2 separate regions of the Homo sapiens genome follow, and region 1 is linked to region 2. A link is a contact called in ENCODE Hi-C or POLR2A ChIA-PET data. All regions are on one chromosome and are shown on one strand. The core of a region is the stretch at or near the end of the contact, and the rest is flanking DNA. Distances in the headings are between cores, read along the strand shown.

Evidence for each region. Hi-C counts contacts between places; a loop is a spot of excess contacts on that map. ChIA-PET counts read pairs that join two places held with the same protein, here RNA polymerase II (POLR2A). Pooled maps may share reads with other maps.
Region 1: a map of mammary epithelial cell shows a loop between it and region 2 (7-fold over the local background). The contact joins two enhancer-like sites. A Hi-C loop is called at or near these places in 22 of 168 maps with a recorded cell type or tissue (A673, B cell, CD14-positive monocyte and 14 more), 10 of 37 single-sample maps with no recorded cell type and 23 of 50 pooled maps. POLR2A ChIA-PET finds 5 or more read pairs at or near these places in 4 of 52 experiments (GM10248, K562, PC-9 and 1 more).

The regions. Positions count from the first base shown.
Region 1 is chr15:57,559,626-57,564,160 of GRCh38, forward strand. No RefSeq gene overlaps it. Among named protein-coding and RNA genes, the nearest start is that of GCOM1, 30 kb to the right of the region's middle. Within about 2 kb of position 1,911, at least 16 of the 41 ENCODE cell types and tissues checked have a DNase peak (open chromatin) inside an H3K27ac peak, as active enhancers do.
Region 2 is chr15:57,665,870-57,670,443 of GRCh38, forward strand. The region is part of intron 10 of GCOM1 (GCOM1, MYZAP-POLR2M combined locus); the gene reads left to right. All of the region lies in intron 11 of MYZAP (myocardial zonula adherens protein), which reads left to right. It also overlaps the pseudogene LOC124903589. Among named protein-coding and RNA genes, the nearest start is that of POLR2M, 39 kb to the right of the region's middle. Within about 2 kb of position 1,487, at least 3 of the 41 ENCODE cell types and tissues checked have a DNase peak (open chromatin) inside an H3K27ac peak, as active enhancers do.

The DNA of each region.
Region 1 (4,535 bases), core at 661-3,160, 110 kb before region 2:
TTCTCTTTAAAGGGCACCCTACCCCCAGCTGCATTGTCAGGCTCAGTGCATCTCTCTTCCCTAACAGGTCCACAGTGGTCAAAACTCTAAACATATGAACACTTATTGGGGAAGGTAGTGAGGATGGGAGCCAGTGGGGGATGTGGCCTGGGAGGGAAATATTGCCAGATCTCATCTTCCTGAGATGGCAACAGGAGATTTGGACCAAAGGCTCTGGGTCTGTTGGGGGGATGGGGGGAACAGCATTTTCAACCAGGTGTTAGTAGTGGCTGCAGAAATGCGGTTTTCTGGGATCTCAGGTGGGCTCTTTAAAGAAGAGACTGATGGGTGATGATGGAAGCCTTCACAGTCCTGATGTAATAGCCGAGGTGGACAGCAGGGGGAGCTGTTGGACGCTTCTGGCCCAAATGTGGCACAGGAGTAGATTAGTGGCTCCTGTAATCCAGGGCCCCACCCATCAGTGGTGAAGTCCCAAAGAGGACTTTGGACAAAACGAAGCTTTGCCTTCCCAGTGTTGCCCAGGTGATCTGGTGTTCCTATGTTACTCTTAGGTGAACTGTTGCAATATTCGCATTGCAACAAATTGAATTCCAACATTTATTGTGAACTGCTATTTTGTGAGAGACCTATGTTATTCATGCATACCTTTCAAAGGGCAGTCACTATGCACCTAGTCTGCACTGGCTTATGCTGAGATGAGTAAGGCTCAGTTCTGGACCCAACGGGATCAGAAATGTCCACCGAGCACTAAAAAAACAAGGGATGGAATTTAAAGCACTATAAAAGAGGTATAGATGAAGTGTGGCGGAGGTTCATGATGGGAACGGCTGTCATTGGATGGAGCAATCAGGGCAGAATTCATAGAGGAAATGGCATTCGAAAGGGCTTTAAAATGGGCTTGAAAATTTAGAACTGTTTATTATGAAATTTTAATCTCCTAGAAGGGTGCATCTTTGGTGGAAAAAACAGAGGGAACACGGGGATGAAAGCTGGGCTCAGAGGATCAGCCAGTTGCATTAAAATCTTGAGTAAATGAAGTGGAGAATTACTGGAGGTGAGACTGGAAAACACGTTTGGATCCATATTTTTGGAGAACCTTGAATACCACTCTTAGTAACAAGGCAGCAGTAGCTGCTTATAATCAGGAGATTCTGGATAAAAAACAGAGGAGTTGGGGTTTATGCCTTCTTGTCATTTCTGAGAAGACGAGTAATTTTTTTAAAATAGCCAGTGAAATTAGTTCCTATAAAAGATGTGATCCTTGATCATCAATAAGGACAATCGACTTCTCCCAATGGAGAAATCTGATGATCCATTTCACACATCCCTGGGTGCAAATTACTACCTAGTCTACACTAGTGTTTCTCAAACTTCAGTGTGCATCAGAATAACCTTGAGGGCTTGTGAAAACATAGACTGCTGGCCCCACTCCCAGAGTTTCTAGGGCAGCCAAGAATTTGATGCCAATGCTGCTGGTCTGGGGACCACACTGAGAACCTCTGGGTTTAAACATCCTACCTGACCTTTCTCAGTATATCCACTGGGTGGCAGCAGAGAGCATCACAGGCACTGCACAGTGGTCAAACCTGGAAAGCCCGGGCAGAGGCTGTGGAGGACTATTTCTGTGTATTCAATGTAGGTTATTTTTGCTGCCAAATGACAATACAAACCATCCACAATATCAGGCTCTTCAAAATTCAAGGATGCGTTGTATAAGAGAATGATTGGTGACTTGGATCTTGTTCCTTTTCCAGGATGTCGTCACCACCAGACCCAGTCGAGACATCCTCTCTCTACCAGGCGCCCCCAACAAGTCCTTCCTTCAAAAAGAGAATAGTTTTTAATAACTTTCAAGGTCACCTGCAAAAGGGTTTCTGTTTGAGTAATGTAATGACTGTAAAGCTGGCAAAAAACTGTATCGCCAGCTGATAGCTTGAGTCAGACTGGAAAATTACGAGCAAATTTTTCCATGAACCAAGAGGAAGTGTCCAGTCATTGTTGAGAGCAGGTTCATAGCTGTGTACGAGCTCTAGGAGATGGGGAGGCCCGTGCAGACCTACTTCCTTCAAGAAGGGAAGACAAAAGAAACACGTTTTGAGTTTGGGTTTTTAGATGGTTGGGAAGTTTATGTTATAGGATTTTTTTTTGAGGGGGGGGTTTGTTTGTTGATTTTTGTTTTTAAGTTATGAGAGTTATTTTCTTTTTCTTCCTTTTTTTTTTTTTTAGAAGGAGTTTCACTCTTGTTGCCCAGGCTGGAGTGCAATGGTGCGATGTCGGCTCACCACAACTTCCACCTGCCAGGTTCAAGTGATACTCCTGCCTCAGCCTCCTGAGTAGCTGGGATTAGAGGCATGCGACACCATGCCTGGCTAATTTTATATTTTTTGGTAGAGACGGGGTTTCTCCATGTTGGTCAGGCTGGTCTCGAACTCCTGATCTCAAGTGATCCACCCACCTAGGCCTCCCAAAGTGCTGGGATTACAGGCGTGAGCCACCGCGCCCGGCTCTGAGAGTTATTTTCTACTAACCAATGATGTACTGCTAGATTTTGGAATAAAAGGTTCTATGTGTGTGGGGAGGGGAGGAAGGAGCAGAATCAAAAAGCCCTGAGCAATGATAGGATGGATTAGAGTTTGGAAAGGGAAACGTGGGGTCCAGAACACACTGGTTAGGCTGTGGCAAGGGGGTCCTCTTGACATCCTCTAACCAGATCTCACAGCACACTTCCTGCCATGTCGCAGCAGAGACCAGCCCTCACCAGACCCGGTGCTGACATTAACCAGGTGCTGCCCTGAGCGAGATGGCGTCCTGCCACGCCTGCTCCGTCATCTGGGAGATGCCTTGTCGGCAGCTCCAAGGCCTCCTGTGGGAAGGCATGAACGTCTGTCCTCACGTCCCTGCTTCCCTTATTACCCAGCGGTGGAAGTTCATCCCCCACTCTCCTATCTTCCTGAATTCATCCCATCCTTTGTTGGCCCTGTGTGTGGTTTCTTCCTGTACTCTCTTTTGTGGATTTTTGTAGAATTTCAGAAGTGATTGTGATATTAGATGTGATCATCTCTGCTCTGCCTGCTGCTGGGGATGTGTGGCACTGACCCACTCTCCCCATTTTCCTCATTGTGGCTCTATAGTCAAAAAGGCTCTTAGGCCCCTTCTAAGTTCTTTCTTCTCCAGGCTAACATCCTTTTCTTCTTTAAGTCCATTTTTAACATTGGTTGTGAGTTAACTCCTGACCTCTCCCCCTCTGTCTAGTCCATGCTGGTCACTCCCTCCTTGCTCTAAAAGTGAAGGTGCTGGTGGGAGCAGGACCTTCTGGCTATCCCCAGGCAGGCCCGTGCCTCCCTCGAGGCTTTGACATTGTGATGTGTGTGTCTCTTCACACCAGGGTGGGAGCCCCTTGAGGGAAAGAACCACGCCTTTCTCTCTCGGGAGAAAGCCCCTGTCAGACAGCAGGCATTTGAAATTAAACAGAACATTATAATTCTGGGTCCTAACCTTTATAAATGCAAGGCAAGACTAGATTATGTTAGCGGATTTGTCAATATTCATTTGGTTCAGTCTTATTGCACAGATAGGCAATTAAAGCATTTTAAATGGGCTGTGCTTAAGTGTGGTCCCCCTCTCATGTACTCCTATAGCAGGCTTTAAAACACTGCATTGCGCTTAAAGATCTGCTTCTTGGATTTGGGCTGTTGAGCTCTTTTCCTTCTTCCACATCATTCCCTCAACTTCTCAAGAAGTTGTCAACTTGAGATGCTGACACATTCTGCAAGTGCACAGGGACACAGCCCTAAGAGTGATCAGCTACCCCCAGTGCCCATCAGTGGTTCAGTGAAGGACGGCATCCCTGCTTAGAATTTGACCATTCAGTCTGCCGGTTACCAAAACCATGTTCATGCTTTAGTGTAAAGGTTTAGCATCAAGGTTACGTCCCAGGTGATGCTTCAAATCCAAACTTCCCCCTTCCCTGGGCTCCTGTGGTCTTTTGTTCTCTTGCAGCGCTTCCGGACTGTGGTTAGCTGATTATAGTTATTTTTTCCTACATCATTAGGTGGTGAGCTTCTCCGGGACAAAGTCTGTCTCATTATTCATCTTTGTTTGTAGCAGGTGCCTGACAAATACTGATAGAATTAAAATAACTTTTGTTTGTCTCACATTTTGATAAATGAACAGGGCTATATTTACCTGAACGTTTATGATTTCATACATGGACAGCATATTTCCTCTTGGGCTTTTCTCTTCCTAGACTGGATAGATTTAATGATTTTAGTTTTATGTCACAGGACAACCCTCCACCTGGAAGAACTGAAGTTCTATTAAGTTTAGGGGTTTCTGGCTAATTTGTAAATTGTTGAGAAAGAATCCACCTTGTTCTGGTCAAAAGGTGACAAATATAGTTAACTTCAACAAAGGGCAGAGAGTCAGCTATTGTTTCTGCCAATGATTACTTTTGTTATATGCTTGAGATCAGATACTAGTCATTTGTATCCCAGTTAACTTAATATAGATAGCATTTTCTAATATTTTCAAGCGTT
Region 2 (4,574 bases), core at 237-2,736:
GCAGTTATACCTAAGGGCTTTGTGTTTTTACCCTGACACCTCTGCTTACAAGCAGAGTAACTCTGGGCAGGTAATTCTACCCCTCTGAGCATCAGTTTCAGCATTTGTGAAATAGGGATAATCCCTCCCACTTGAAAGAAACTTTTTATGATTAAATAATAGATACAAAAGACTTAGAATTGTGCTTGGCACAGTGCGAAAGATGGACAAATGTTAATTCTTTCTTAATTACTCAACCTTTTGGAGACTTCGGTTCTGACTCACATTCTGCCATTATCTGTGCATGACCTTGGGCAAATCATGCCACCAACAACCTGGACTCGGTTAGTTCATCTTTAAAAAAGGGAGAAGGCTTAGATCAACTCTGAGATTATTACCATTTTTAATGTTTGAAAACTTTGTTGAAATGTTGAAATCGTATTAGGATCCTAGACAGTTAAGGGAACACCCTCTACCTGATCCTGGGCTCGGAGAAAAGGACAGGCCCTTTCCTAGGTCATGGCTGACACTCTAGAACCCTTCTTCTTTTCTTTTAAAACAGAGAATATGGATTATTTTAGTCCCTGGATTCATCATTTGTGCTTACCTGGGTTTAAACTCATTAGATTTTGAACTCCCTCCTCCCTCTGCCCCAAATCCAAATGACACAGCAGACTCCTAAAAGCTTGCTCTAGCCTGGCCCTGTCAGACTACATTTTCATCAACCAATTTAAAATCTTCCTGATCCCGCTGATGAGTGAGAACATGCGGTGTTCAGGGGACATAAACATGGGAACGATAAACACTGGGGATTACTAGATGCGGGAAAGAGGGAGGGGGAAAAGGTCTGAAAAACCACCTACTAGGTACTATGCTTATTACCTGGGTGATGGCCTCAGTCATACCCCACACCTCAGCATCCCACAATATACCTTTGTCACCAACCTGCACATGTGCCCTCTGATTCTAAAATAAATGTGAAAAAGAAAATCTTCCTGATAACAAAAATATGCCCATTCTTTTTTCTTTTTCTTTTTTTCAAACAATTTTTTTTATTAGCTCAACTTCTGGAGAAGAAGAAATATTCTCCATTTCCAATATAGAAAATGTTCTTAAAATAACATTGCAAGCATTTATCTTCATAAGCTTTCTGAAACTCTGAACAGATTTCGTTACACTTTTCTCTGTCGGATATACTACACTTACAGCTCAATTCAAAAGTCAGAGGAAAGGAGTCAAATGTCTTGGTTTTGTCCATCCTGCATTTAATGTGTGTTGTGTAGCACCTGAGCCTCTCAGTGTGTCTGTTATGCATTCTTGCGACTATTATTAATTTTTCTGTGTAATGTTGGAGCGGCAGCACCAGGCACTCGGCTCCCCACATGCATTTTATGGAACACACATTCAGTGTATGTGCTACAGCCCCCGAGCTGCCCACACCCCTGGGCCTGAGGGGAATGGTGGGGGAGGTGACCGCCAAACATTCGTGACATAATTTCCAAAAAATGTCCAGAAGTGCTGCACATTTTCTCCCTTCGTGAAAGGCACATGTGCCTCCCAAGCCATTGGGTTGGTATTCGTTACACATATAAACACAAGGGGGTGGTGTTTGAAAGCAGGAAAACCATGGAATTTGCTTCTCAATCCCAGAAGCAATCTTTTTTGTAGCACAGTCCAGGCAGCAGTCTGAGGCTATTCTTTGTCGTTCCACTGTAGTCATATTCTGCAAGACTAAGAAGGAGATAGTCTTGATTTATTGTATCAAATCGGTTAATTTAATTTTTAAAGACTTTTCTTAAATCTGTCCCACGCTCTCTAACTCTCCTCTTACTGCCCATGTTCAGGCTCTCATCATCTTTTATTTTTTACCTTATCAACTTAGTTATTTATTAACTTACATAAATAAGTTTCTGTTATTTATTAACTTACATAAGTAAGTGTTTCTGTTTAAGCATATAATCCACTGAGTTTTGACAGTGTTTATACCCATGAAATAACCACTACAATCAAGATAGAGAGAATTTCTATCACCCCACCAAAGATTCTGTTTCAGTTTGCAACCCAGCTTTCCATTCATCCCTAGGCAATTCTTGATCTTTTTTTTCTGTAGATGGTGAGTCACTTTTTATCACTTTTGGTCACTATGGATTTCCATTTAGTGGGAATCCACTGTATGATTTGCATTTCTAGAAATGGAATCATATAGCATGCCCTCTTCTCTGTCCAGCTTCTTTCACTCAGCATAATGATTTGAGGCGCATCTAAGTTGTATGCATTCCCTTTTGTTGCAGAGTGGTATTCCATTGTATGAATATATCGCAGTTTATTCATTCAGCTGACAAAATACATTTGAGTTGTTTCCAGCTCTGGGCTATTGTGAATAAAGCTGCAGTGAGCATTAGAGTACAACTCATTATGTGAAGATAGTTTTAGTTCCTCTTGGGTAAATTCCTGGTAGTGGAATAGCTGGGTCGTAAAAGGAGGTATAAGTTTAACTTTTTAAGAGACCGTCAGTTTTTCAAAGGGGTTGTAGTATTTTAATTTTCCAGCAGTTTGAGTGTACCAGTGTCTCCATATCCTAACCCAGACCTAGTATTGCCAACCTTTTAAATTTAGCCATTCAGTGTTATAGCTTTTAGAATTTGTCTAGTAGGTTTTCTGGCTTTGAAAGCTCCAAAATAAAAATAAAAACAAAAGAAAATAAATTGAGCCATGCTAGGGGATATAGAGTGCTGTCTCATGTGGTTTTAATGTGCATTTCCTTGTCAACTGGTGATGCTGAGCATCTTTTCTTCTTTTCGAGAATCTTTTCATATGCTTTTTGCCATTTATAAGTTTCATCTTTTGAAGTGTCTGTTCCAATCTTTAGTCCGTTGTTTTATTGAGCTTTTAGTTTTCTTACTATTGAGTTGGAAGAGTTCTTTATATATTCTGGATTCGAGTCCTTTGTCAGATGTATGTGCTATGAACATTTTCTCCCATCCTGTGACTTACTTTTTTGTTTTCTTAATGATGTCTGTTGAAGATATATATATATATATATATATTTTTTTTTTTTTGCAATGGGGTCTTGCACAGATACCCAAGCTGGAGTACAGTGGTGCAATCTTGGCTCAATGCAGCCTTGACATCCTGGGCTTAAGTTATCTCCTACCTCTCAGCCTCCTGAGTAGCTGGCACTGCAGGTGCATGCCACCACGCTCGGCTAATTTTTGTATTTTTAGTAGAGATGGTTTCACCACGTTGCCCGGGCTGGTCTCGAACTCCTGAGCTCAAGTGATCAGCCCATGTCGGGTTCCCAAAGTACTGGGATTATAGGCATGAGCCACCATGCCAGGCCCTGTTGAAGAGATTTTTTATTTTTGGTTTTCAATTAACCATTTATTTCTTTTATGATTTTTGTCTTTTGTGTCCTGAGAAATATTTGCCTACTACAAGGTCACAAATATGTTCTCCTGTGATTTCCCCTAAGAATTTTATGGTTTTTACTTGTTTATTTAGTTGATCCATTTTAAGTTGATTTTTGGGTTTTGTGTGAAGCAAAGGTATCAATACTCTTTTTTTCTACACAGATGCCCAGTTGTTTACTTTTAATGTCTCTTTAATTTCTGATATTATTTGTACCCTCTTTCTCTCCCTATCTTATCCACTCTGTGTCTCTGTCTCTCTTTCTCTTTCTCTTCTTTAACCAGATAGTGGGTTATCAATTTTTGTTGATTTTAAAAAATAATTAAAATAGCTTTTGGCTTTGGTGATTTTCTCCATTGCTTGTCTGCTTTCTATTTTATTGACTTTTGCCCTGATGTTCATTACTTCCTTCCTTCTAATTATTTCGGGATTACTTTGCTCTTCTTTTTCTAGCTTCTTGAGGTAGAACTTAGGTCATTGATTTTAGACCTTTCTTCTTTTTTAATATAAACCTTTAAAGCTATAAATGTCCTTCTAATCTCTGCTTCACCTGCATCTCACAAGCTTTGATATACTTTACTTTTATTATCTTCCAGTTCAAAATATTTCCTAATTTCCCTTGAGATTTTTCTTTGATTTATGGATTATTTAGAGGCAGGTTATTTAATTTCCAAATAGTTGAAATTTTTGTTGATATTTTTATTTCTAATTTAATACTTTTATAGTCAGAGAACACAGCTTGTATGGTTTTAACTTTTAATTTATTGGGACTTATTTTATGGCTCAGCATATAGTTTCAATTAAATTTTTGTGAAAAAATATATATTTTGCTGTTGTGTATATCCTACAAATACCAGTTGGGTTTAGGTGGTTGATAATATTGTTTAGATAACTGACATTTTTCTTGGATTTTGTGTAATTGTCCTATCAATTGCCGAGAGAAAGGTGTTATAATCCCTTACCATGGTTTTAGACTGTCTCTTTCTTTGTTTTTACTTTGTGTATTTTGAAACTCTGTTACTAGGTATATACACATTTTTGTTATGTCTTGATGATGAATTGATCTTTACAATATGAAATGTTGGTCCCTACCTTTGTCAATACTCTTTGTCTTGATATCTATTTTAACTGATATGAATGTAGCCATTTTTACCCTGTTATATTTACTGTTTACGTGCTATATATTA